7 separate regions of the Homo sapiens genome follow, and all the other regions are linked to region 7. Evidence: chromatin contacts called from ENCODE Hi-C or POLR2A ChIA-PET data. All regions are on one chromosome and are shown on one strand. The core of a region is the stretch at or near the end of the contact, and the rest is flanking DNA. Distances in the headings are between cores, read along the strand shown.

Region 1 (3,689 bases), core at 355-2,854, 4.2 Mb after region 7:
TCAAAATTCTACACTTCCTCTGATATGCAGCTTACGGGCTAAATCCTTCATGATTCTTTATCTTATTATACTAGGGTAAAAATAATCTATATCTCCTGCACTTCCATAGAATGTATCGAAGTATGGCTCAGATTATAGATACTACCTAGCTCAAGGGAAGAGTGAGAACACTAACATTTACTGGAAGTGTACAAGTCCAGCTTATTTTTCATAAAAAGTAAATATTCCCTCCCCCTGCCCCCCAATCTGCAGGTCAGAAAAGAGCACAGAATGTTGCTGTTAATAACGGGGCTAGAATTTACACTTATCTTTCATTCCACAGAGCTCACTTCTTTCTTAGAGCTTGCCATCACACCACACGGGGTCATTTACTTATCACCTACTCCGCGCTAGAGTACTATGCTAAGTGCGGAGGACGCAAAAATTAATGTCAAAGATAATCCTTGTTCACAGTATTCTGTCTAGCTTAAGAAGAGTTCTTAGTTGAATGAAAGCTAATTCTAACAACTTGTGTGCACTTCTTTTGAATAAAAACCATCAACTTATTTGAATTCTTAAGTTTCCTCCTAAACTCCAACATTTCAGGAGGAAGAGGTCACATTCTAGTCATCTTTGCAATCTCAAACCCAAAGGAAGCCTAACTTGGTACAGTGCATGGCACATTCAATGTCTGTTGAATACAAGTAAAGCTCATACTACCTAGTCTATTTTTCAGTATCTCTTGAGTTAATGACCTGGTTAACAAGTCAGAGTCACAGTCCCAAGGGCAACAACTTTTTAAAGGCTCCCCTAACGTACTTCAGGATCCCTGACTGAGAGTGGCTGACTATGGCAGTATATGGGCATACTAATCACTGGAGAAATAATAGCGAGAAATAACCAAGGAAAAGCACTACTCTCCAAAAACATTAAAAAAAAAAAACAACTGAACAACTAGTAAGAAAGAACGCTGGATCTGAGCACCCTGTAAGTCGCTTCCCCGTGGGCCGGGTAAAGGTTTTAAAACCCGCCGCCTCCAGGAAGACGGCCACGTGCACAAGGATTAGCTGCAAACTCCGTGCCCAGTCTGGCCGGGAGAATTGCTAAAACCGACCTACCGTTAACACCCGGGCTACTCTGAAATTAAGCAAGGCTGTAGTCAAGTAAGTAACCCAAGAAAAGGCGCACAGAGCCGCCGCCGCAGGTGTAGCCCGGGGACATCCCCTCCTACCTTGCAAACGGGGCCTGGGATCCGGTCCCTCTCTTCTTCCTCCACCTCCTCTGCTGTGGCGTGCCGCTTAGCTGGCGGCTCCGCATCTATTTCGTTTCTTTTTGGCTTCTTCGCCTGAACTGCAAAGCCTCCACGCCGTTTCCTCTTGGTTGCCGCCATCTTGCCTCGCCGCCCGCGCTCTTGGCCTCCTTTCCGGCGCTGCCGCTCGCTCCTATTTCCGATCTCTATGGTTCGGCGGCTCTAAGCGCTCAGCTCCGCGGTCGTCCTCCAGGTCTGTGCCGCCTCCTTCCGGTCTCGGTGGCGCGGCACGCGCGGCTCTCTAGGCCTCCTTCAGCTCTGTGGTGACGGTGGCCGAGGTGGAGGGCCGGTCTGAAGAGTGGCGGGACTGGCTTCACTTCCTCCGCGGTTCCTCGGAGCCGCCTCGCTCCTCTTCAGGGACTTTGCTGAGAAGGGCTCTCGGGCGTCCAGACCCCACCGCAAAGGTAGGGTTTCCGCACTCGGGGACCCCGAGACTAGTAAGCGATGCTGTCCCGCGGGCGGGCTGGTGAATGGGGTTGTCTGGGACTCTTGGAGGATTATCTGGACACTCCGGGCCCGCCCCGCCATCGCCTGTTTTGTTGGAGGCGGGGCTGGTGGCGCGGGCTGCACAAAACCGACTCCCCGCGGATTTGTAGCTCCTGTTTGGCCGGGAGATACCGTGTCAGTTGCGTGTCTTCATTCTTCACAACTTTTCACGTTATTGTCCTCTTACGGAGACGAGGAAACCGTAGCTTAGATAATTTTCCTCCAGAATTACAAAGATAGTTAAGTGACATAGGTGGGGTTCGGCCTGGTCAGCCGTGTTCAGCCTCCCAGCCCCTTTCCACCTCTCAGCGCAGGTGGAGCTCGCCGGACCTCGCCAGCACTGATGGGAGTTTTACTGTCTAATCCCTTCAGGTGTTTGGCGATCCGCCGAGAAGTTGTTGGCCCCAGGAGCATCCCTCGGGGCCGAATGCGCAGTGGACGATGCCCCTTCTGACCCAACAGATCCAAGACGAGGATGATCAGTACAGCCTTGTGGCCAGCCTTGACAACGTTAGGAATCTCTCCACTATCTTGAAAGCTATTCATTTCCGAGAACATGCCACGTGTTTCGCAACTAAAAATGGTATCAAAGTAACAGTGGAAAATGCAAAGTGTGTGCAAGCAAATGCTTTTATTCAGGTATGGAAGTAGGCGCCTTTAAGCCTGTGCCATAGATACTCTAAATGTAATTTAATGAAATCGGAAGGTTTCAGTAGACAAAATAACTTAATAGTCATAATAACTTGTCAATAGTCATAATAAATAACTTAATAAATAAATAATAGTCTTAAGTTAGAGAACAAAACGTCATTACTTGAATTTTTTTTCTCTCCCGGTAACAAATTCTTTTCCCATCTTGTTTTACAGAGATAATGGTTAGTAATGACTAAAGTTTATTAAACTAGGCTATTGGCTAGGCTACAGTCTTCTTATTGTTTAACTTATTTAATCTTAACAATAGTCCTGTAAGGTAGGTTCTGTTATTATTCCCGTTTTATATATGTGGAAACGAGGCACAATTTTAAGTGATTTGCCAACAGTCCCACAGCTGGTAAGTGGCTGAATTGGGATAAGAACGCTGAATATTTGTTTCCAGAATATATGCTCTTTTTTCCACTGCGATATGCTATTACTAAAGAGTATTTTTTTCCTTTACTGGTTGTAATAGAATTTTTGTTCTTCCAAAGTAATATTTGTGTGGTTCAGATAGGATTGCAAGTTCAACTAAGCGTTTTTTAACACGTAAGTGCACAGCATGATCTCAGGGATAGAGAGGTAAATAAGACACGGTTCTTGTCCTCATGCAGGGGCATGGTATGGTGGCTCACACCTGTATTTCCAGCTGCTCAGGAGACCGAGGCTGAAGCACGAAGATCGCTTGAGCTCAGGCATTAAAGACCAGCCTGGGTAATCATAGTGAGACCCCCGTATCAATAAAAAATCATAATAAAAGTTGAAACTAATGTTGCTCATGCATTATCAAGTCATTCGTCTATTTTCCAAGTGACCTTAGCAGTAGTGATAGGCACAAAAACGAGACAAGGGAGAGTCACAGAGGGATAGTTTTAGATCCAGGAATGGAGATAAGGATGCTTCAAAGGATGTCTCTAAGATGTTTTGATTGCTAATCAGAAATTATTCTCATGGGATTAGCACAGTATTGTATTTTTTAAACGTATAAAGTGAAATCTAGGACCTTATATTATTAGTTTTTATTCTTTTATGTAACAATTTTCATTTTTACTCTTTTCATAGGCTGGAATATTTCAGGAGTTTAAAGTTCAGGAAGAGTCTGTTACTTTTCGAATTAATTTAACTGTCCTTTTAGACTGTTTATCTATTTTTGGATCAAGTCCTATGCCAGGTAAACTATGATCAGTATAAAGACATAAAAGTGTTATACATAGTGGTCAGA
Region 2 (3,626 bases), core at 725-3,224, 4.4 Mb before region 7:
AATGATAATGTCACTAAGTTAAAGGGGCACAATGCCTTTTTTTTTTTTTAGTTCCTCTGACACTGGATTCCTTCACATTTCAATTCTCAAACAAGTACCATTTCCTCAAAAGGGCCTTCCTTACTACCTGACTAAAGTTAGCATCTCCCAAGTCTATTACATCACCCTATTTACTTCCTTTATAGTACTTATTACAATCTGTCTAGCTTGTTTCCTTGTGGCTCACACCCTCCACTAGAACTTGAGCTCCATAGTCATTCTGTAGCACACTGAGAGCACTCTGTTTGTATAAATGAATCAGTAAGCTGGGCACAGTGGCTCACGCCTGTAATCCCAACACTTTGAGAAGCCAAGGAGGGGGGAACACTTGAGCCCAGGACTTTAACACCAGCCTGGGCAACATAGCGAGATGCCCATCTCTACAAAAAACTTAATTACCTGCACGATGGCATGTGCCTGTGGTCCCAGCTACTCCAGAGGCTGAGGCCGGAGAATCCCTTGAGCCCAGGAGGTCAAGGCTGCAGTGAGCTATGATTGCACCACTGCACTCCAGCCTGGGTGACAGAGGGAGACCCTGTCTCAAAAAAAAAAAAAAAAAAAAAAGGAATAAACATCTACAGGCAGTAGACCGACTACAGAGAAAAGAACTACTATTACATTGTTTGGGTTTGCATGAAGCCATCTATGTTGTTCCTCAATAGCTCCATAAAGCCTAGATTATAAGACTTTGTACCACACTGCCAAAAGGGTAATGCCAAATTATTACTGCATTCAGAAGGAGAAAATTTGTCCTTAACATGGCTAAAAGCACTCAAAATTATAAATACATTTGCTGAAAGATACTTTAAATTCTCATTTAAGGTGTGTGGGAGTTAAAAGGTGTTTAATTTTCCCTGTCAGTTGGGTGTTTTACATTGGCTAAGAACCAAGACTGTGACAAGAAATGAGTTCTATGATTGAGAAACTCTAAGATTCTGGGGGTGGCCTAGGAGTTTACTTTGAGATTGAAATTTATTTTCTATGGTCAACTGTATAATTACGATGATACCACCCCTTGCTTTCCATCTGACACTTGGTTTGAGAAACTGTAGGTAGGAAAGGGAAAGAAGAATGTCCCTCCTTGGGCCTCTTCTTTTGGGCCTGTGCTTCCTAGAGTCAAATGTCAAGCTGGTATTTCCTTGGTGCTAAGAGCAACCACCACTCTGAGGCAGAGACGGGATGGGACCTAGCCAAAGTCCCAGTAAACAAACTGTATCTTGTAAGCGCAATTTAATTAGGGTCAAACTATTCTGTATGGACTTGCTTTTTCGACTTCTGAGGATTTAGTAGTCATGATTAAGTGCTGTCACGCTACTGCGATCTACAAACAGTAGCTCCACAACATCCGCCCGCATCGTGGCAAAGAATTATCAAGAAATCCCCAAGGGGGCGGTGAGGAGCCGCCGGTCGGCCAGGTCGCCCGGTCCCTCAGTCTGGTGAAAAGCTCCGTTGCCCACCCTGAGGGCTTCGCGGAAGGAAGTTGGCCGTATCGCTGCACCTTAGAGATGCGACGGCCGAGGCTCCCAGCTCAAGCTTCTGGTAGTAAGGCCTGTGTGCCTGGCATTCGGGGAGGCCACTTTTCTATCCCCAGCTTCCGGGCCACCACTTGGGTGCGTCGTGGGGATGTCGGCAGCTACGTTTGCGGCACAGCTCCGGCTAAACTGAAAAACGAATCCTCAGGTTTGACAAAACTAAACTAAAAAGACACTTTTCTCCTCTCACTCTGACGTCCCAAAAGTTTCCTTTTTAGGGGTCGGGGCCTACGGTGGGCGAGGAGAAACTCGAGGTATCTACCCACCGCACCAAACAACTCATGCGTCGCTTCCTTTCGACTTGGAGCTGGCCAGTATCCCGGCGTCCTCTCGGCCGACGCTGCGGTCTGAGGCCACTCTGGCCGGCAGCCGACGTCTCTATGGCTCCGACCGAGGGGCGGAGCCGCTGCTCGAGCTGCTGCTGGATTGAACTCAGAGAAGCCGGGGTGGGTATGGCTGAGCCGCTGCGTGGGACTGAGGGGAGGGGGCCGGGTGGACGCCGCGGAACTGCGTCCTGAGGTGGGAGACCGGAGGTGGGGGACCACTGAGTCTGATGTCTGGAGGGTCCGGTTGCGGGTCGGAGGGCGTGCTGGAACAGCCGCCACGCGGGAGCCAGGAGCCTCCTGGGTGCGTGTGACCCACGAGCCGGCACCGTCCCGCGGCCCTGGGGTCTGCGAGGAGCCCTGGCGCCGCCCTCCGGCTTCGCGCTTTTTCTAGATCCCTAGAACCCCAGCCCTCCGCCTACGCTCCGCGCCCCTGGCCTTTTTCTGGCCCAGGGTGGGGTTCCGGGAGTCGTGCCGAAGGAGCCCATTGCCGTCCTTAACCGGTTGTAAGAGCCTTTCGTGCCCCGGAGCCTTTGAGGCTTGAATGCTGAGAGTGTGACATGGTCCTTTCCCTGCAGCCTGGCCCATTTTTTTAAATGACATTTGAAAAATTATTGCATCACACCAGACTCAGAAAAGGATGTCTGGGAACTTCTGAGGCTTGAAACATGTTGAAATACAGAATTTTGTTTTATTCGTAATGGGCATAGGAACTAAACATTTTAAGTGCAGACATCTGATGGCTATAAAAAGTTTCAGTGAAAGTAAGCAAGATTTGTGTTTCCTTTGTCAGTTAGTTGCATCAGATTTGGCATCTGCTTTTGATATTTTTCCATTAAAGAAATTAAATATATTAAGTTTACAGCAACTACAGTTCAGTGAAGAAGACTTACTGGTAAAGCATAATAAAGGCGGTTTCTGGAATTTGGACCGTGTTTTGACCTTGGGTTTTTGCATATAATGTGTAAGGTTGGTGGGGAAGAGGGAAAGTTAAAACAGATGACACTTACTTAGAGAATGTATCAGCTCTTATTTGTTTTGACAGAAATAATGTCTAAGAGATTATTAGCAAACAATACATGATAGCGTATAATTAAAGTGACCAGCTAATTATATGTTTGTGGAATTCAGGAAGGAGAAAAGTACTGTTATGTATACTCTGAAGGCCCCAAAGTTAGTGGTATTTGCTATAAGGGGGATGGGGTGTGACAAAGTTTGGCCATTGCAGAAAATGGCTTCTGCGAGTCATAGGGAGGAATTTATAATATGTCAGTTATGTCAGAGAAGCTATCCCAAACAGTATCTTTAGTTCATAGGCTGCGGATTTATTATGTGATTATCTCTTGTATTAGTAAAATGGAATATTTATTAAATACCTTGAGCACACTGGATTTTTAAACATGACAAGTTTAAAAGAGATCACTACTCTTAAGGAACCTTATCAACAAAAGTGAATATGTAAAAGGAGGTTCGGGAGTCCGTTTTATTTGTAGGGGGAGGAATAGGAAGTGGAAAAGGAAATAAAAAGTTTAAGAAGAAAAATGGGTACCCTTAGGTGTATTATTCAGAGACAATAAGTAATACAGGAAGAACACTTAGTAAATTTCTCTTTTTCTAATACTCAGACTCTGAGCCAGATGTTAAATATCTGCACCAAAAGTTGGAGTAGAATAGATGCCAGAAATGTGGGGTTCTGGAACTGCAATTATACCTTCCTTAAAAATAGAAATAG
Region 3 (3,791 bases), core at 856-3,355, 3.9 Mb before region 7:
TCTCCGGAGCTCGTGGGCAGAGGGCACCCAGATATTATGAAACTCAATAGTAACGAATGCACGAAAATTAGTAGACAAATGAAAACCGGTAAAATTCTAGAGAGCACATAGAAACAAAACAAATCGTAATTCCGACAGAAAAACAGCGAGAAAAGAAGTCGAAATGAAACGGATACTAAGCAAACCTTACAGAGAACGAGCGCTACAAAACGCAGGGATTAAAGAGTTCTTCAGGGGCCAAAAACCATCTGTGTCCGGGAAATGAGCATTGCTGCCACCGGAAAACTGTCCGCTAGGTCTCTGCACTGCTCTGGACCTCGCTAGCAAGAATCTGGCGGCGCTGAGACTCAGCAAGCGCCGGCACCTAGCGGATAGCGCTGGTATTGCCAAACAAATATCCGTTTAGGCGCCATAACGGTGCTGCTAGAAAGAAACTGCGGATTCTTAGGAGGGGTGCTTCCATCCCGAAACATACTGTCTGGAGGAATGGACCGACTCTGTTTAAATGTGTTGTGACGTTTTAATGTGTTTTAATCCGTTTAATGTGTTTAATCCGTTTAATGTGTTTTAACACGTTTTAATGTGTTGTGACAGGAAAAGAGCCGGCTAACGGTATTACGGAAGTACTAGTTGGCACAGAGGCTCGGTGCAATTACCGTTCTGCACCGTAAAACGGGTTTAGGAAGTTCCTAGGAGATACTAGCGGTGCCAGAACCGAGAAAGTGACGACACAGACAACTTATGGACTCCGCGTACGGGAAACGTTCCGTTGGGCGCTAAGAACGGTGCAGCAACTGAAAAACCGCTCAGTGGGCGCTACTGGCAAAAGCGTTGCTGCAAAACCGCCAGCTCCGCATTAGAAGCAGAGCCGCCAGACAGAACCCGGGACCTGAAACCACCGAAGCGGAGACCGAGCTTGGCTCCCCAGCTCCTGAGAGAATGCAAGTCAAGGAGTACGAAGCTGTGATACTCAAAATTAGTAGAAGAAAAATGAATAACATTTAAATAAGATAAAATTTTAAAATAATAAATTCTAAAATTCAAATAAAAAGGCAAAGCAAACACACTGGAAACTACCGGTAGCATTGTTCTCAGAGCAAAAGACACAAAAAGAGCATTTAAAAATAAGCAAAAATTAGAGAGAACCAACCCTACAAAGCAGAAATTACAAGTATTGCCAAAAGAAGCAATTCTGTGATTAGGATATCCCTGTTAGATCTAAACCGGTACATGTTACACCTAAGTCTACATTTCTTAGGACAAAAACAAAAACAAACAACAACAACAACAAGAAACCAACAAAACCCAGTCATGGTTAAACCTGTTTACGACTAAAAAATCGTAGTAGCTGATATATCCCGACTTGGTCCACAAGAGGAAAAAGTCGCGTTCGGCGGAAATTGCTATCGTCAAACCGAGCTTCGTAAACCAGAAATCGCTTTTGCCGGCATTTCCTGACTTCCATGGGAGTTTAAAAAACACCAACATAGCTAAGGCGGGACTTGATGTTGCGCAGCTAGCCTTGGTGTAAGAGCTCCCAGGCACTGCTAAACTGGTCATCGCTAAACCTAAATGAATCGCATTCGCTGGTACACAGATTTCTACAGGAGTTGAACATCTCCTGCGCAGCTAAAGCAAGCCGTACTAGTAGGAAGCCGGAACTTGCCACGACTTAGAAACTTGAGGCTTTGGGAGGCCAAGGCGGGTGGATCATCTGAGGTCGGGAGTTTGAGACCAGTCTGGCTAATGTGGCAAAACCCCGTCTCTACTAAAAATACAAAAATTAGCCGGGTGTGGTGGCGGGCGCCTATAATCCCAGCTATTTGGGAGGCTGAGGCAGGAGAATCACTTGAACCCGGGAGGTGGAGGTTGCAGTGAGCCGAGATCGCCGAGATGGCGCCACTGCATTCTAGCCTGGACGAAAGAAACTCTGTCTCAAAAAAAAAAAAAAAAAAAAAAAAAAAAAGAAAAAGAAAAAAGAAACTTGAGGCAGGGCTAACTCTGCGTTTGTTATGATTAGGCTACAGGAAACCCGGAGTTGCTGGGAAATGAGTCACAGGGTCACTCAGCCTTTCTGTGGCGAAACATCGACTTCCTACGACCTAGAAATCGCCGCCAGGGCTAGGCTGGTGTTTGTCCTAAGTGGGTACTTGCTTGGGTTGAGAAATCACATTTTGGCTATTCCCCGACTTGAACCAGGGGATAGAAATCGTAGTCACCGGCTGGGCGCAGCGGCTCATGCTGTAATCCTGGCAGTTTGGGAGGCCGAGGCGGGCAGATTATTGAGGTTAGGAGTTCGAGACCAGCCTGGTCAATATGATGAAACACCGCCTCTAGTAAAAATACAAAAATTATCCGGGCGTGGTGGCGAGCGCCTGTAATCCCAGCTACTCAGGAGGCTGAGGCAGTAGAATCCCTTGAACCTGGGGTGCGGAGGTTGCAGTGAGCCAAGATCGCGCCACTGCACTCCAGGCTGGGCGACACGGCGAGACTCTGTCTCAAAACAAAACAAAAGGAAAAGAAGAGAAAAGAAAAAGAAACGCAGGCACCCTGAAATCGAAACTTGTTAGGACCAACAAGCCAACGACAGACGAATCTGCGGGGTCCTGCGACAGACACGCCAGCCCCGCCGCCACAGCACAGGGTTCTGGAGGTCGAGCTGTTCTGCGGGTTCTGCGGCGGCGCTGGGAAGAGACGGCGCCCGGGCAGCTCCCCTGTCACCGGCTTGGAGGAGCGGCGGGCTCCCCTAGCCCAGCGCCGCCGCCGCCGCCCGGGAACGCCAGGCTCACCCCAGCTGGGGAAGCTCCGAATCCCTCAGATCGGCGACCTGAGTGCTGTCGCCCCGAGAAAATGGAGGCATCGAGCAACGAGCTGTGCTGAGACCGAGAGACCTCAGTTCTGCGAAATGTCGGTGCCTGGAGCTTGCGAATGACTGCGGCCGGCGGGTTGTCAAGGACAACATTCCTTATGGCGCAACCAACAGCGCTGTCACCAAGAAACTGGACTCTGAGAAAAAAGAGGGTTTCGGCCACCGAGAAACTCCGTGCCACATGTGCCGTGACAGCAAAACCGCCCGCTCCGCGCCGCTGGTGAAAGAGCTAACGAACGCCAGGTGCTGCGACAGTGACACCGGGACTAGAAGGCCTCGGATGGAGAATGGGACGCCCAGAGCAAGCAGGAAAACGTTTTGTTTGGCTCAACTAGCGCTGTCGCAACCGGAAAACTGTCAGGCCAGTGCTGCTGCGGATGTGAGAAACCGGTGATCCGAAGGCGGAGTGGCGCTGGGCGCTGGACTCGCTGGTGTGAAAATCTGGCTGCTCTAGGACCCGGCAAGCGCGGGCACCAGGCGAACGCCAGCGACTTTGCCAGACAAATGCATGTCTTTTTTGGTCGCCATTCAAAGATGCAGCCGGCAGTCAGCCCCGGCTCTGAGAAACAAGTGGAGGTGTCAGCCATAAACCCTCCGTTCAGGGAAAAGAGAGTCGCTGCGACGGATCGACTGGCCGTTGGGTGGAACTTTCTTTGGTGGCCTAGTGACTAGAAAATAAAAACGAAAACGAAATAAAAAACTGCTACTGACATTACTCCCACGCTCCCTCCTCAAGTCAGTGGCTTCAGGCTTAAGAAAACCTGTATTTTTCTTGGCTGATCCGTGATCCCTAATTACTGAGGGCCCCGCGACCCACCAAGTGCGATTCGCAGAGGGAAAGGAGCTGGAATAAGGATCCAGAATGGGACGGATTTGGCTCCTCCAGGAAGAAAGCAAAACAAATGCAGGTCGCGAACACTTT
Region 4 (3,658 bases), core at 554-3,053, 4.0 Mb before region 7:
AAACAATGAAAGAAAGTATTAAAGGCTGGGCATCATTTGTGGTTTGTGTCCCACAGTTTGCATTCCAGATTTGATCTGGTGCCTAGAACCTGCATACACTTAGCATTGCCACCCAGCACCCAACTCTACCACATCTGTATTAGTCTGTTCCCACACTGCTATGAAGAAATATCCAAGACTGGGTAATTTATAAAGAAAGAAGTTTTAATTGACTCAAAGCTCTGCATGGCTGGGGAGGCCTCAGGAAACTTACAATCGTGATGGAAGGCACCTCTTCAGAGGGCCGCAGGAGAATGTGTGCCAGCAGGGGAAAATGCCAGGCAATTATAAAACTATCAGATCTCGTGAGACCCACTCACTAACACGAGAACAGCATGGGGAAAACCAACCCCATGATTCAATTATCTCCACCTGGTCTCACCCTTGACACATGGGGATTATTACAATTCAAGGTGAGATTTGGGTGGGGACACGGAGCCAAACCATATCAGCATCTCTCCTGATTTTCCAAATGCAAATGTCTTATAGTCTCTTGCTGAGGAATATACAGTTGCCGACTTGCCCTTTCTCTGACCACCCCACACAAACACCATATTGGAATCAGACAGAATCTGAATGCCGGAACTAGAATGCCTCCTCCTTTAGGGAAGTAAGCTCCATAACTCCTGTCCACATTCCTAACCTGGAAGAGTGACCCCTTCCCTCCAGAGGTGCTGATCCCACCATTTTTGCTAAAATAGGAAGCTAGGGTGGAAACGGAGAGAGGAATGGTGGGTGAGATATTTTGTTTTTTCAAAGGCTCTGCACAGTATCTTCAATTAGATAAAGTGGCTGTAACTTTTCTTCTATTGACACTGCCCTCTTTCCTTTATTCTACTGCCTGCAAAAGAAGGCAACTGAAGAAGCCTCAAGTACCAGGGCAGGTTTTGGCTAGCTGAAGAAAGGGTAAGGTATAGGGGGGAAGACTGGAGGTGACCATCTTGGGAGTGGGTGAGAAGTGAGAGCCCAAAATGGGTCTTCTTACCTCTCTGGTACATTCTGTGCTCTTCTCTGGTCTGACATCCGCCCAGGTTCATCCAGAAAAAGATGGAAATGATTTGAACAGGATAAGCTAGGGTGAGGATTAGACACGATGAGTTCAGCTGGAGACACTCATGGTAGAGTCTGGAGGTCTCTTTGGGGGATCACTTCCAAAAGTGCAGATTTTTAGAAAAACGAGAAAGGTTCTGGAAAGGGATGTTTTCCTTCTGCTCAATGGCAGTTTCAGGTTTCCTGTAAGAAAGGAGTTTGTAGCGTCAGTATATTTGACAAATGTGGGAGAGGGAAGATTCAAGAGCTTGAAATTGCATTGCACTTCCCAAAGATGGAGAAGACATCAGGGATGAATTTCAAAGGTGATAGAAATCGGGAACTGCCCTTTGAGGATTTCAAGGGGAGAGGGAGCAAAGGCCTCACCATCAATCCACACGTCCTGTGCTAGAGTCTTGCGATTCTTATTTCCCCTACCCTCCTGCAACGATTATTCCCATATATCAAGGCCATCTGACAGAGTTAACCATCAGAATTAAATAGCAGTTCCCACAGAGTTCCATCCCCTGGAGAGGTACCTAGCTGCCGGGGCAGGCCTGAAGCCTCGGTCAGGAGGCATTGAGTCTTTCACTCTCCACGGAGGTCTTGGACTGAGAACTTCAAGTTCCAAAGGGATGAGGTGTCGGCTTCGCCCTTAGGAGCCTGGAGGGCTCTGACCAAGGAGAAGGGCGGAGCCCAGCCACTGGAAGGTTTGTTTCTTGCAGTGGAAGACGGTTGGCGACCCGGATGGCTTTTGTTACCAGGGCCAGCCCAATCCGCCCGATTCTCGGTCCCTATACTGCCTCCTTTTCCCATGCGCATCGCAAGGGATCGGTTGATGGGGCCCTCAGTATGACTTCGCTAGGAAAAATAAAGGTCTTCTTAGGCGGGAGGGGACTGATTTGAGGACGGAGGGTGGGAGTAGTGCCAGCAGCACTTTGTCGTAGTGGCACTGGGTGGGCAGTTATCAGTTGCAGTCCGCTCGTTTCTCAGTGCCCACGGTTTCTCACTGACAGTGCAGCTCGTTTCTCAGAGCCGGCGGATGTTCATGGGCAGCACCATCGAGCCAGAAGCAGTATTTGTCCTGGTAAGTCATTTCTCAACTGCCGAAGTGTACTAGGTTCCAGTCCCGCTGGTTTCTCGAATCTGCTAGTCCCACACGAGCACCAATAGGTAAACCCAGCCGGCAGTTTCCGGCTAGCACTTTCGCTATTTGAAGACATTAGGAAGTTATGTGGTGGCTCCGTACCCTCCTTTCTCCATCCGAGGCCGGGGTCCTAAAGTCGGTGTCACGGTGGCAGCACCCAGCGTTTTGTTGGCTCTTTCGCCAGCAGCGCCGAGCGGGGGGTTTTCTGTCACAGCACTTGTTGCACCGAATTTCTCGGTCGCAGAACCTCTCTTTTCCGAGGGTCGACATTTTCTGCGTGACAACACCGTTGGTTCCGCCAAAATGGATGTTGTCCTTGGGAACTCCTCCGGCTGGCGTCACTCTTAGGGTCCCAGCACCGCCATTTCGCCAAGCCGAGTTCTCTTGGTCGCGGCACATCTTGTTCCTCGGTGCCTCCATTTTCTCGGTGGCGGCAGCGCTCTGGTAGCCGATCTGAGGGATTTGGAATCGCAGCCAGTTGCGCAGAGTCTGGGGTTCCCGGGCGACGCCGGCGCTGGGCGGGGGAGCCCGCCGCTCCTCCGAGCCAGAGGCAGAGGAGCTGCGCGGACGCCGTCTCTTCACAGCGCCGCGAGCGCCGACGCACGGGTTCCTGCTCGGCCTCCTGAACCCAGTCCCCCGGCGGCGCCGCTGGCGTCTCTATCGCAGGCCCCTGCGGTTTCGCCCGTCGTTGGCTTCTTGGTCCTAGCAAGTTTCGATTTCGCGGTGCCCGCTATTTCTACCTCTTGTCCAAATAACTAGCCAAAATGTGATTTCTCAGCCTAAGCAAGTCCCGATTTAGGGCATCGGTCTAGCCCTGGCTGCGATTTCTTGGTCCTAGGAAGTCACTGTTTAGCTGTAGCAAGGCAGACTTAACCGTGCGATGGTGACTTTTCTTTTTCTTTGGTTCTTTTTCTTTTCTCTTTCTTTCTTGATACGGGGTCCGGCTCTGTCGCCCAGGCTGGAGTGCAGTGCCGCGATCTCGGCTCACTGCAACCTCCGCCTCCCGGGCTGAAGCGATCCTCCCACCCCAGCCTCCGGGGTAGCTGGGACCACAGGCACGCGCCACCACGCCCGGGTAATTTTTTGTATCCTTCCTAGAGACAGGATTTCGCCATGTTGCCTGGGCTGGTCTCAAACTCCTGATTTCTTAGTCTGACCAAGTCAGAGTTTAGTTATTTCTTACCGTAGCAAGTTGAGAGTTATTCCAGTTTGCGATTTCTGGTTGTAACAATTCTGGCTTTAACCATGCCTACATAATTTTAGTAGTAGCAAATTCCTGTTCCGTAATAGGAGCCCCCATTATAGCCATGCGTGCGGTTTATAACTCCTGTATTAATCTAGGTACTGAAGAATGCAATTTAAAAAAATTTAGCAGTGTCTGGAATTTTTAAATCATACCAAGTTAGAATTCGCAATAGTCTCGCCCTGGCTATGCTGGCGATT
Region 5 (3,340 bases), core at 369-2,868, 4.0 Mb before region 7:
TGACTCCTGTAAGGGACTTCTCAAAGCTTACCAACAAGAGGCTATCAACCAAACATTTTGAGACAATCTGTCCCCAACGACATCATCTTGCACTCAACAGGATGTAAGAAGTTAAAATGAGATGAACACCAGACTACGTGGAAGGCATGACTGACCAACCAGCCTTCTGCAGCACGCTGTGTGAGTGGACACTGACAAGTGCAATCTGGTCCCAGTGCACACACTCTGCAGACTTTGGTAGGGAGACCATAGAGGATGGGTTAAAAAAAAAAAAAAAAAAAAAAAGGCGGGTGTCCGAAGGACAGAAAAAAACTGAAGCCAAAAATTCGCTCCTCTGCCCACTGCCCTACCCACCGTCGACAATTAGGGTGATGTCAGTAAACCGGTCCTGCTCTCGCTGTTCATTCAATCGGTCGAGGATCATTTTATGATGTTCAGGGAACTCCTGAAGGCATTCCATCGTCTCTTCAGCCTCCATGGCCGTCGGGCTGCTCTACAAAAGAAGAGCATGATAATGTACACCCATGAGCTCGAGCCGAGGAACAAAACCCCTAAAGCATAAAACAACAACAAAAAAAACCAGCAACGTGAAAAGAAGGGGGGAGGGTGAAGCAAGAGGAGAGAAAGGCGAGGGAAGAAAGGCGAGCCGAGCGGCCCCGGAGCGTTGAGACCGGAGCCGCGGCCGCGGGACTCCGAGCCTGACCTAATTGGAGTCGGGAGACGCGAGCTAGAGCGGGGTGGGCACAGCGCCGGAGGTTCCGAGCGCCAGGGCGCGCAAGTCCAACAAGGGAGGGGACTCGACAGCCGTGGCGGTCCTCTAACGGCCCGCCAAGCCCTTCTGCCCGGCCGGGGCTCCCACCGCCCCGGGACCCGGTCCGGCCCGCGACCCACAACGACTCTCGGGTCGCCTCTCCCTCCCCCGCCCTCCCTCTTCTCCCCCGCCCCGACCGGGCCGGCACTCACTGAGGGAAGGAGGAGCGGCCCAGGCTTGCGCGTCACTTACGTCGACGCACACCGTCACCGCGTCGAGCTCCGGCTGACGCGGACGCCTTCCGGGCGCCGACCAGCAAGGGAACGGGCCACGCCCCTACCCACACCCCTCAGTGGATGGGCGGGGCCGAGCGCGGGGATTTGGCGCTCACGAAGGGCGAGGGCTTGCTCTCTGAGAAGAAACCGGGCAGCGGTGGGCTTGGGCTACTGCAGAGCCTGGCAGGGCCAGAAGCTGGGAACCTAAGTCATTGCCCTTCAACCTCTCACCCTCCCCAGCTTGACTCCAGGGGCGGACACTTCCCGACCCGAGCCCGGAATGAACTCGCCAACCGTCCTCACAGCCCAGCTACTGCGCGGCCCCTCCCGCCCCGTCCTGCCCCGCCCCCTTCCTTCCGAGACCTGGGTTGGCCCGCCTTACCTAGCTCGTGGGTCGCCCTCCTTCCTCTCCGTCCCTCAGAGCCTCTTGTTCCGTGCTTTCCCCTCCCAGGGCATAATGCGCCCCACGCCTTTCCTGACCCCTAACCCGTGGGTCGCCCTCCATTTTCTTCGTGAGAGCCGGGGCTCCCCTTCTGCTCGGGCCCCGCTGGCGCACGTGCGTTCGGTTGGGCACCCGGGCGGCCGCGGCCCCGGCAGCGGCAGCTACGGGCGCGAGCACGTTCGGGCCGCCCGGAATCTTCCTCCGCGAAGCGCGCCCTCCCCGCGCCCTGCCGCAGCACGTGCTTGCTGGGCTCAGGACCTGGAGCTGCTCAGAATTATTTACACCGGATCCCGTTAGTGCAGGCCTTCCCCACTCCTTTAAAGAGTCCAGGCCGGCGCGGTGGCTCATGCCTGTAATCCCAACACTTTGAGAGGCCTGGGCGGGTGGAGCACATGAGGTCAGGAGTTCGAAACCAGCCTGGGCAACATGGCGAAACCCCGTCTCTACTAAAAATACAAAAATTAGCCGGGAATGGTGGTGGGCGCCTGTAATCCCAGCTATTCGGGAGGCTGAGGCAGGAGAATAGCTTGAAGCGGGGAGGTGGAGGTTGTAGTGAGCTGAGGTAGTGCCACTGCATTCCAGCCTGGGCGACAGAGCGAGACAACGTCTCAAAAAAAAAAAAAAGTCCAGTGACCCACAGTCAGCTGCATGTGACTGCTTCCTTAATTCCTCCAAAGAAATATTATATATAAATACATTTTGAGGATAATTCTATAATTGAGATTTACTTATTTTTTTCTCTCAAAGAACTTGAGAATTGGGATTACGGAGGAACTCAAATAGCTATATGGTAATAATGTCATCATAACTTCAACAGATATGTATTGAGAATCCTAGTACTAGACACTGAGAAGTCCAGCTGTGAACAAGGTATATGTGGTTTCTGCCTTTCTGAATCTTAAGTCTAGTAGACTGCATAGATATTTTGAACAGTAATTGCCTAGGTGCTTGCTGATGAGTTTTGCAACACCTGAAGAACGAAGTAACTGGGTGTCAAGGAAAGCCAGTTGACCTGTAAGAAGAGATGTGGGCGGGCGCGGTGGCTCACGCTTGTAATCCCAGCACTTTGGGAGGCCGAGTTGGGGAGGAGGAGTTCAGCCCAGGAGTTTGAGGCCAGCCTGGGCACATAGCGAGACCCCATCTGTATTAAAACAAAAAATGTTTTTAAGTGATGTGAAGTCTAAGTGTTCTTAGCCAAAAGTATAGCACATGCAAAGGCACCAAGATTATAGCATTCAGGAAACTGAAACAATGTTGCTGGATAGACGCACAAGGGTGCCTTATAAAAAGTGTTGAAGATGTCAGATTTTCTTTTTGCAAGGGGAAGCCTTGCCGCATGGTGACATCCTAAGATGTACTTTTTAAAGAGATAATTCTAGCCCCAATATGGAGAACAGATTAAATGGGACAAGCTGCTAGGAATAGAGATCAACTGGGAGACTGTTAGTAATGTAGATGAAACCATGGGGGAAAATGGAATTAGAGAGCTGGTCAGAATCTAGAGATAGGCTGGGCGCAGTGGTTCAGGCCTGTAATCCCATCACTTTGGGAGGCCCAGTCGGGGAGGATCGCTGGAACCCAGGTGTTCAAGACCAGCCTGGGTGACATGGTGAAACATCGTCTCTACAAAATACAAAAAAATTAGTGATGGTGTGCACCTATTGTTTCAGCTACTTGGAAGACTGGGGTGGGAGGATCACTTGAGCTCAGGGAGGTTGAGGCTGCAGTGAGCTAAGATGGTGCCACTTCACTCCAGCCTGGGCAACAGAGTGAGACCCTGTCTCAAAAAAAAAAAAAAAAATCTAGAGATAGAACCAACATTGGCTGTAAAGCATGCCATAGATACTAAATAAATATTGCTGGATATATTGG
Region 6 (3,805 bases), core at 674-3,173, 4.0 Mb before region 7:
TATAATATATATTTTATATTTTATATACTATATAAAATATATTATATATAATATATTATATATAATATATTATATATCTTATATATTATATATTATATATAATATATTTTATATATTATATACTATATTTTATATATTTTATATATTATATATAATATATTATATATTATATATTATATATAATATATTATATATATTATATATAATATATAATATATAATATATTATATATATTATATATAATATATTTTATATATAATATATATATTATATATTATATATATATTATATAATATATATATTATATAATATATATATTATATATAATATATAAATAAATATATATTTATATATTTTATATAATATATAAAAATATATATTTATATTTATATATTTATTTATATTATATATAAATATAAAATATATATTTTAATATATATATTTATATATATAAATATATATAAATTAGACGGGGGTGGTAGCACTCACCTGTGGTCTCGGCTACTCTAGAGGCTGAAGCGGGAGGATCGCTGGATCCCAGGAAGTCGAGGCTGCACTGAGCCAAGATGACACCACTGCACCAGCCTAGGCGACAGAGGAAAAAAGAAAAGAAAAAGACATCAGACTTCCCTAAGCCCGTGGGGGACAGAGTGGGTAGAGCCAGTAGCACTTTGGTGGCACCGAGCGCGCAGTTGGTCGGTCGCTGCACCGTTCCTTTCCCAGCGCCGGCTGTTTCTCACTGGCAACGCCACGCCTTTGTCAGCGTTATCGGACGCTCTCTGGCGGCAACCTTCTCACGGCCAAAAATTATCTTTTGCAACTGCACAGACATTTGCTACGGGCAGCTGATCGCTGGGTCCCAGCGCCGCTGGTTTCACAATTTCGCGGGTGCCCCCCACCATCCCCAGCCCGCAGCATAATCGGTGAAGGGAGCCTGCGGTTTCTCCGCCGCGCCTTCGCCCGTTGCGTCCTGCGAAGCCAGTGGAATCGGTGGTCACAAGGTTGGTTTCACCAAGTCGGGCGTTTCTTGGCACTGGCACCGCTCTGCGCTTTTGCTGGCCCAGGCCGGTCTCAGCACCGTTAGGTGCTCTCTAAAGGCGACTGTCTGTCGTGGTTAGGAAAGCTGCTATGGGACGACAGTTTTTTAGAAGTTTCTAGTCTAGCCCAGCTGGCGGTTTCTGGATCGCAGAACCACTGATTGCGCGGAGCTGGATGTACTTCTGTGGCCGCGCATGTTTCTCTGTGGTATCCCTACGGCTGTCGTCGAAATCGCGGTGTTTCTCTGGCCCCACCGCCACGTGGGCAACTTCTTCAGTGGCTGCGGGGTTCTCTCCACTGAGTTGCTGGTTTTGATCCACGCTTTCTCCCAGAGAGCAGACGAGACACTTTTCTGTTTGTGTCAACTGCTAGTCGTGCTGTGCACAGTTTCCTCGTCTCGGTGCGGGGCTTTCTCCATCCGAGGCCCTCTAGTGCCGGCTTCGCGGTCGCAGCACCCGGCGTTTCCGTTGGCTCTTTCGCCAGCGGCGCGAAGCCGGCGGTTTTGCTGTCACAGCACTTGCTGCACGGAGTTTCTCGGTAGCCGAACTTCTCTTTTTTTCTCAGAGTCGACGGTTTCTTGGTGACGGCACCGCTGGTTGCGCCAAAACAAATGTTGTCCTTGACAACCCCGCCGGCTGCATTCCCTTTCAGGCTCCTGGCACCGCCATTTCGGCGAGCCGTGGTCTCTTGTTCACAGCTCTGTGCCTCCATTTCTCGGTGGCGGCAGCCCTCAGGCCGCGGATCTGAGAGATTTAAAGTCGCAGCTGCCCCCGTTGCGCCGAGTCTGGCGTTGCCGGATGGGTGCTGCAGGGCTGGGCGGGGGGAGCCCGACGCTCCTTGGAGCCGGTGACAGGGGAGCTGCAGGGGCACAGTCTCTTCCCAGCGCCGCCGCACGGGTTCCGGCTCGGCCTCCAGAACGCAGTCCTGTGGCGGCGCCGCCGGCGTCTCTGTCGCAGGACCCCACGGTTTCGCGCGTCGTTGGCTTCTTAGTCCTAGCAAGTTTCGATTTCGCGGTGCCTGGGATTTCCACCCTCTGTCCAAGTAGGGGAATAGCCAAAATGTATTTTCTCAGCCCAAGCAAGTCCTGACTTAAGACAAACACCGGTCTAGCCCTGGCTGCGATATCTAGGCCGTAGGAACTCACCCGTTTCCCCATGCGAAGGCGAAGTTACCCTGTGACTCGTTGGTCAGCAGCTCCGGGTTTCCAGTGGCCTCGGATTTCTAATCATAACAACCATGGGGTCAGCCTAGCCTCAAGTTTCTTAGTCCTAGCAAGTTCCGGTTTCCTACTGGTAAGACTTGCTTTAGCTGCGCAGGAAATGTTTAACTCCTGTGGAAATCTGGGTACCAGCGAATGCTTTTTTTTTTTTTTTAAAGGTTTAGCGATGACCAGTTTAGCAGTGTTGGGAGCTCTTATACCAAGTTTGGTTTCGCAATATCGAGTCCTGTCTTAGCTATGCTTGTGTGTTTTTAAAACTCCCGTGGAAGTCAGGAAATGCCGGCGATCGCGATGTCTCAGTTTTACCAAGCTCCCTTTGACAATAGCAAGTCCTGCCCATCGAGACTTTTTCCTCTTGTAGACCAAATCGGGATGTACCAGCTACTACGATTTTTTAGACGTAGCTAAACACGTTTAACCGTGGATATTTTTGTTTTTTTTCTCGTAGGAAATTATGACAGGAGCAACCTGCAGGGGTTTAGATCTGACAGAAATATTCTAATGGTAGGCATTGCATCGCTTAGCCATATTTGTAATTTCTTCTTTGTAGGGTTGGTTCTCTGTAACTTTTGCTTACCTTAAAATTATTTTTGTGTCTTGCTCTGAGGACAATGTTACCGATGTGTTTTTCATTTTTACTTGCATTTCAGACTTTCATTATTTTAAATTATGTATTTTTTTTTTCTTCTAATTTTGAGCGTCTCAGATTCGTGCTTCTTGACTTTCATTCTCTCAGGAGCCGGGGAGCCGAGCTCGGTCTTAGCCTCGCTGGTATCAGGTTCCGGGTTCTGTCTGGAGGCTCCGCTTCCTATGCAGAGCTGGCGGTTTTGTATCAGCACGTTTGCCAGTGGCGCCCACTGGGCGTTTTCTCAGTTGCTGCACCCAACGTGACATTTCCCGTTCGCGGGGTCCTTAGGTTCTCAGTGCTGTCACTTTTTCGCTCCTACAACCGCTAGTATCTCCTAGGAACTTCCTGAACCCCGTTTTGCCGTGCAGAACGGTGATTGCACCGAGCCGCTGTTCGCACTAGTAATTGTGTGGTACCATTAGCCGGCGCTTTTTCTGTCACAACCCATTAAAACGGGTTAAAACATATTAAACCTATCAAACACATTGAACGGATTAAAACACATTAAATGCCGCAACACATTTTTCTGGTACAACACATTGAAACAGAGTTGGTTCATTCCTCCAAACAGGTTGTTTAGGTGTGGAAGCACCGCTCTTAGTTCTAAGAGCATGCTGTTTCTCTTTAGCAGCACCCTTTACGGCGCCAAAACGGATATTTGTTTGGCAATACCAGCGCTATCCGCTAGGTGCCGGCGCTTGCTAAGTTCAACGCGCCAGTTTCTCGTTTGCAAGGTGGTTAGGGCAGAGCCCTAGCAGACAGTTTTCCGGTGGCAGCAACGCTCATTTCCCGGAAACGGGTGGTTCTTGGCCCTTGCGCGCTCTTGAATACCTGCGTTCTGTAGCGCTAGTTCTCTTCAAGATTTGCTTAGTGTCATTTCATTTCGGTTTCTTTTCTCGCCATGTTTTTCTGTCGGAATT
Region 7 (3,629 bases), core at 961-3,460:
GCACTTATGTACCTCAAGTAACTTAAAAGTAGATTAGTTGTACTCAACTTTCATAAAACACCGAGAGAAAATGAAGTTAAATTGTATTAGGAAGGAGTTAATGTAGAATATAGAGGGATTTTATAATATGATAAAAGATTTGTTGAAAATCAGAACAACTGTAAGAATCTGGTATAATTTCTACTGATAGATCTCTACTTTTCTTTAAGGGTGAAATGTGGTGATACATGGAGGGTTGAAATCCAACCCTCTGCCAGACCTCAAGTTTTGTGATTTTTGTTTTAGGCAGTAACTAGAATAAATAAATTGCACCAAGATTTTTAAAGCTATAACGGAGGGAGCACGCTTGTTGACATTAAAACTACTACTGGTAATGCCAGAAGACATTTCTTTAAAGTACTGTAATTGTGTTACATCCTTAAATCTAAGTGCAGTATCAGCCGCAGATATCTGATTGTAGACTTGGTTTAAAAAAAAAAAAAGAACTGGAATATATAGATAATTGGCAATATTCTAAGGAAGCAGTGTTCCTATTTTATTTTCCAGATGATGCTACTTTATGTTCCTTTTATTTTTCTTCTTACCACTTATTTTACAAATGACATATATTAACTATAGGATATTTAAAAAGTAGAGACAAGCAAACAAGAACAAAAAAGTGCACGTGTAATTCCACAAATGAGGGGAGAAAATCAGCTAACATTTTCATGTATATTTTCAGACTTTTTTCAACATACATGTACATATAAAATATTTTATAATGTATATTTTTAATTTCGTACATATTTAAACTTTTATTATAAAACAGGAAATTTGTAATATTTTGCTTGATTTAATATCATGAACATTATTTCCTATTACTAAGTCTACCTCTTCACTTTTAATCGTTGACATAATTTACATAATCCCTACCTTTGGTCATTTAAGTGTTTCCAAATGTTCACTCTTATTAACAACTTCAACAAATATCCCCAATATTGCTTTTTTTTTCTTTTTTAAAGTAAGCAGAGAATTGGAATAAATTAGAAATCCAGGGCACTTACTCATCCAACAGATATTTATTGAATACTTATTTGTGCCAGATATTGCATTAACTGGGAGCTGGGAAAACAGAACTGGTTAAGGCTAGATCTCCACTTTTAATTAACTTTCAGTCTCATGGAATAGAAAGATGAGCTGAGGAACTGGAGAGGACAAATCGCTCCTCTCTTTAAAGTAAATGTAGTTCAAGAGAAAGCTGCTGGGTCAGTGGCCAGGTGTGTGTGTGTGTGTGTGTGTGTGTGTGTGTGTGTGTGTGTGTGTGTGTGTGTGTGTGTGTGTGTGTACACATACGTATTAACTAAGCAGTTTCTAGAATTAAAATCCCTAATGTTAATAGGCTTATGCATAAAATAGATTAATCCACAACACCTGCATGAGCCACGATCCTAGGAGCTGCAGAGCCATAAAAGCCGGACACAGTACCCAGCAGCCTCGCCTCGGCTCCCGGCAGAGAACACCCTCTCCCCGGCCTCCCGGCGCTGGCGCGATCCCACCGCGGGGACCGCCGCCCTGGTCCCCGGCCGCTGCACCCCCTTCTCGCGTCCTACGCCTGGCGGCCAAAAACAAAACTGCCTAACCACTTCCACTTGGAGAAGCCCTCCTAGCCGAGAGGGGCATTCTGAAGATCAAGGGCGAGGCTGGAAAACAAACTTTGTTACGTGTTAACTTAGTTGGAGCAAAGCGATTCCAGGAAAGGAGTCTAAAACTGTGCGCAGCGTTTTTATAAAAAAATGTTTCAGTGGATACACGGGGGAGCGGGGCCGTCTATGGCAGGGCTTCAGAGCAAGCAGGAGACTGGCAGGCCGGCGAGAGCAGGTGGCCCGCCGGCCGCATCCCGGCCTCCTCCTCCCCGCTCGCCTGCATTTGGACGACGGCTTCCGCGGCGGCCGGAGGGGAGCATCCTCTACACTGCCAACTCGCATCAATGGGACTTTCCTCGTGGGAACTGCCCCTCCCGGCGGACGTGCCCTCCGGGTCCGGCGTGGGCGGGCGGGTGCCGCGAACTCCTTGCAGACCTTGGGTCGGCTCAGTGCTCCCTCAGCGCTGGGGCCGAGCCTGCACCACCCGCCGCCGTCGCCGCCGAGGGGGCGGGGGAGGTGCCGCGGGGGGCGGGCGCGGCGCGCGGGGAGGGGAAGGGGTTCTCGCGCGATTGGGCGAGGTTTCCGGTGTTGTGACTGAAACCCGTCAATATGGCGGCGATCGGCCGCGGCCGCTCTCTGAAGAACCTCCGAGTACGAGGTAAGCCCGCTGCAACCCTCACTCCCCACCGCCCGGCGCCCGCCACCCCTGGCACTTGCCTTCCCCTGGCCCTGGGTTGGGGAGCGAGCCGGGGCGCTGGCCGGAGCCAGGGCAGCCGCAGCTGGCCTGCGAGCCAATCCTAATTGGGGCTGTGTGTCTGTTTCGCGCAGGGCGGAATGACAGCGGCGAGGAGAACGTCCCGCTGGATCTGACCCGAGGTAACGCGGGGCGCCGCGGGCGCCGCGAGGGCGCGCTGCTGGGGAGGAGCCGGGTCCGGGGCTGGGGGCCAGAGGCAGGGGCGGGCCCCGCACGGGACCGGCGGGGTGCGGGGGCCAGAGCCGGAGCCCCGCCTGCCGGCCCGCGGGAACCGAGCCCGGGGCCGCCTCGCCGGACCCATCCCCCTACCCAGCGCCCGCTTCCCTCGCCCGAGCCCTTCTCCGGGCCTCGGGCTGCTGCGGGTGCGGGGGAGCCCCGAGTGGAACTCGGCAGACCCGGCGACCCTCTGGGCTCGAGCTCCGGCAGAGTGGTTTGCACCTATCCCGGAGTCCGGCAGCCCAAGCTAGGGGCAGCTGGAGGGAGGTAGAGGCTGTTATTTAGGTTGCAGGAGGATGTTTGAGGGAAGAGCGACCACATCCTGCCCTCCCCGTCCCCGGAGCAGAAGCCGGACCTGCTCGGTGCTTGCCGACTGCGTGACTGCTTTCCCCTTTGCCCACCGTCCTGTGGGGACCCGCAGCATTGATAACTTGGTAGTGAAACCTAGAACTGGTCATTACTGCTAAATGTCTGGTTTATGCTGTTTCCCTTCTGCTTCCCTTTCCCGGGCCGCTGGGACTGTAGTTGGCTAAAGACCGCCCCCTCACCCTGCTGCAGGTTCATTGTTTACCTTCTGCAGTGGAGATGGGTTTGTTTACACCTTCCGAACTGGGGAAACTCGGGTGATATTTTTAATGACCTAATCCCGTTACTAGCCAGTGTTTCCTCTATCACTTACAGTACTAGAGTTTATTCGACATTATCTCGTTGAAGATTTAGTAGTTACGTACAAGATTCTTTTCTCTTCCACGGTAAACAGGATTGAGCCTACTGATTCCGACGAAGTCATATTTCACACGGGCTGTAGCTTGGAGTGTAACCCGGTTCAGCTGTACAGAATCAGTTTCTGAGGTCTATAAAACACCTTAGGAAGTAAACAAAAAAACTTGTTGTAGACATTCTGTATGAGATCAGTTTTTTACCCTATGTCGTACCTGACGTAATGACTGTTATCTACAGTAATTTGTTAAAGCTGGGCTCCTTGTTGACAACGGCTAGAGTGAAAGCATAGTGCATTTTCTAATTTGTTTTATTTT

What was found. A loop is a pair of places that touch in the nucleus more often than their neighbours do. ChIA-PET counts read pairs that join two places held with the same protein, here RNA polymerase II (POLR2A). Pooled maps may share reads with other maps.
Region 1: a loop to region 7 is called in a pooled map, with 9 times the contacts of the local background. The contact joins the promoter of RAD1 here to the promoter of RICTOR in region 7. A Hi-C loop is called at or near these places in 1 of 168 maps with a recorded cell type or tissue (naive thymus-derived CD4-positive, alpha-beta T cell), 2 of 37 single-sample maps with no recorded cell type and 13 of 50 pooled maps.
Region 2: a loop to region 7 is called in a pooled map, with 10 times the contacts of the local background. The contact joins the promoter of TMEM267 here to the promoter of RICTOR in region 7. A Hi-C loop is called at or near these places in 8 of 50 pooled maps. POLR2A ChIA-PET finds 5 or more read pairs at or near these places in 2 of 52 experiments (CD4-positive, alpha-beta memory T cell and CD8-positive, alpha-beta memory T cell).
Region 3: a loop to region 7 is called in a map of B cell, with 9 times the contacts of the local background. The contact joins the promoter of FLJ32255 here to the promoter of RICTOR in region 7. A Hi-C loop is called at or near these places in 1 of 168 maps with a recorded cell type or tissue (B cell), 1 of 37 single-sample maps with no recorded cell type and 8 of 50 pooled maps.
Region 4: a loop to region 7 is called in a map of sigmoid colon, with 11 times the contacts of the local background. The contact joins the promoter of ANXA2R-OT1 here to the promoter of RICTOR in region 7. A Hi-C loop is called at or near these places in 1 of 168 maps with a recorded cell type or tissue (sigmoid colon), 2 of 37 single-sample maps with no recorded cell type and 9 of 50 pooled maps. POLR2A ChIA-PET finds 5 or more read pairs at or near these places in 1 of 52 experiments (RWPE1).
Region 5: a map of B cell shows a loop between it and region 7 (33-fold over the local background). The contact joins the promoter of ZNF131 here to the promoter of RICTOR in region 7. A Hi-C loop is called at or near these places in 2 of 168 maps with a recorded cell type or tissue (B cell and naive thymus-derived CD4-positive, alpha-beta T cell), 1 of 37 single-sample maps with no recorded cell type and 11 of 50 pooled maps. POLR2A ChIA-PET finds 5 or more read pairs at or near these places in 1 of 52 experiments (PC-9).
Region 6: a map of Calu3 shows a loop between it and region 7 (13-fold over the local background). The contact joins the promoter of ANXA2R-AS1 here to the promoter of RICTOR in region 7. A Hi-C loop is called at or near these places in 1 of 168 maps with a recorded cell type or tissue (Calu3), 1 of 37 single-sample maps with no recorded cell type and 7 of 50 pooled maps.

The regions. Positions count from the first base shown.
Region 1 is chr5:34,913,419-34,917,107 of GRCh38, reverse strand. RAD1 (RAD1 checkpoint DNA exonuclease) reads left to right here and starts at 1,604. Exons shown (of 6, transcript NM_002853.4): 1 at 1,604-1,692; 2 at 2,147-2,413; 3 at 3,530-3,638. The coding sequence starts at 2,216. It overlaps BRIX1 (biogenesis of ribosomes BRX1), which reads right to left and starts at 1,397. Exons shown (of 10, transcript NM_018321.4): 1 at 1,211-1,397. The coding sequence starts at 1,369. It also overlaps a transcript of TTC23L not described here. RefSeq lists enhancers at 809-1,414, 989-1,888, 1,909-1,968, 1,415-2,020.
Region 2 is chr5:43,482,213-43,485,838 of GRCh38, reverse strand. TMEM267 (transmembrane protein 267) reads left to right here and starts at 1,974. Exons shown (of 3, transcript NM_022483.5): 1 at 1,974-2,017. C5orf34-AS1 (C5orf34 antisense RNA 1) reads right to left here and starts at 1,920. Exons shown (of 3, transcript XR_007058763.1): 1 at 1,838-1,920. RefSeq lists enhancers at 1,645-1,834, 1,100-1,943 and a silencer at 1,889-2,119.
Region 3 is chr5:42,991,647-42,995,437 of GRCh38, reverse strand. FLJ32255 (a long non-coding RNA gene) reads left to right here and starts at 2,105. Exons shown (of 2, transcript NR_104643.1): 1 at 2,105-3,791. LOC105374746 (a long non-coding RNA gene) reads right to left here and starts at 3,163. Exons shown (of 3, transcript XR_007058755.1): 1 at 191-3,163. RefSeq lists enhancers at 1,937-2,231, 2,501-2,630, 2,931-3,140, 3,481-3,630.
Region 4 is chr5:43,065,584-43,069,241 of GRCh38, reverse strand. ANXA2R-OT1 (ANXA2R overlapping transcript 1) reads left to right here and starts at 1,803. Exons shown (of 3, transcript NR_104651.1): 1 at 1,803-1,944; 2 at 2,085-2,155. It overlaps LOC100132356 (a long non-coding RNA gene), which reads left to right and starts at 2,271. Exons shown (of 1, transcript NR_034127.1): 1 at 2,271-3,658. It overlaps LOC100506639 (a long non-coding RNA gene), which reads right to left and starts at 2,219. Exons shown (of 3, transcript NR_102752.1): 1 at 1,456-2,219; 2 at 1,025-1,272. RefSeq lists an enhancer at 2,192-2,591.
Region 5 is chr5:43,119,192-43,122,531 of GRCh38, reverse strand. ZNF131 (zinc finger protein 131) reads right to left here and starts at 1,618. Exons shown (of 7, transcript NM_001330707.2): 1 at 1,409-1,618; 2 at 355-493. The coding sequence starts at 478. RefSeq lists enhancers at 1-530, 531-1,099, 1,897-1,956 and silencers at 677-936, 1,367-1,716.
Region 6 is chr5:43,040,252-43,044,056 of GRCh38, reverse strand. ANXA2R-AS1 (ANXA2R antisense RNA 1) reads right to left here and starts at 1,923. Exons shown (of 2, transcript NR_015447.1): 1 at 490-1,923. The region is part of intron 2 of ANXA2R-OT1 (ANXA2R overlapping transcript 1); the gene reads left to right. It overlaps ANXA2R (annexin A2 receptor), which reads left to right and starts at 3,738. Exons shown (of 1, transcript NM_001014279.3): 1 at 3,738-3,805. RefSeq lists enhancers at 317-852, 880-1,079, 1,160-1,369, 853-1,390, 1,590-1,879 and 2 more and a silencer at 3,475-3,744.
Region 7 is chr5:39,072,980-39,076,608 of GRCh38, reverse strand. It overlaps RICTOR (RPTOR independent companion of MTOR complex 2), which reads left to right and starts at 2,210. Exons shown (of 38, transcript NM_152756.5): 1 at 2,210-2,280; 2 at 2,451-2,498. The coding sequence starts at 2,232. RefSeq lists enhancers at 1,798-2,324, 2,851-3,377 and a silencer at 2,013-2,912.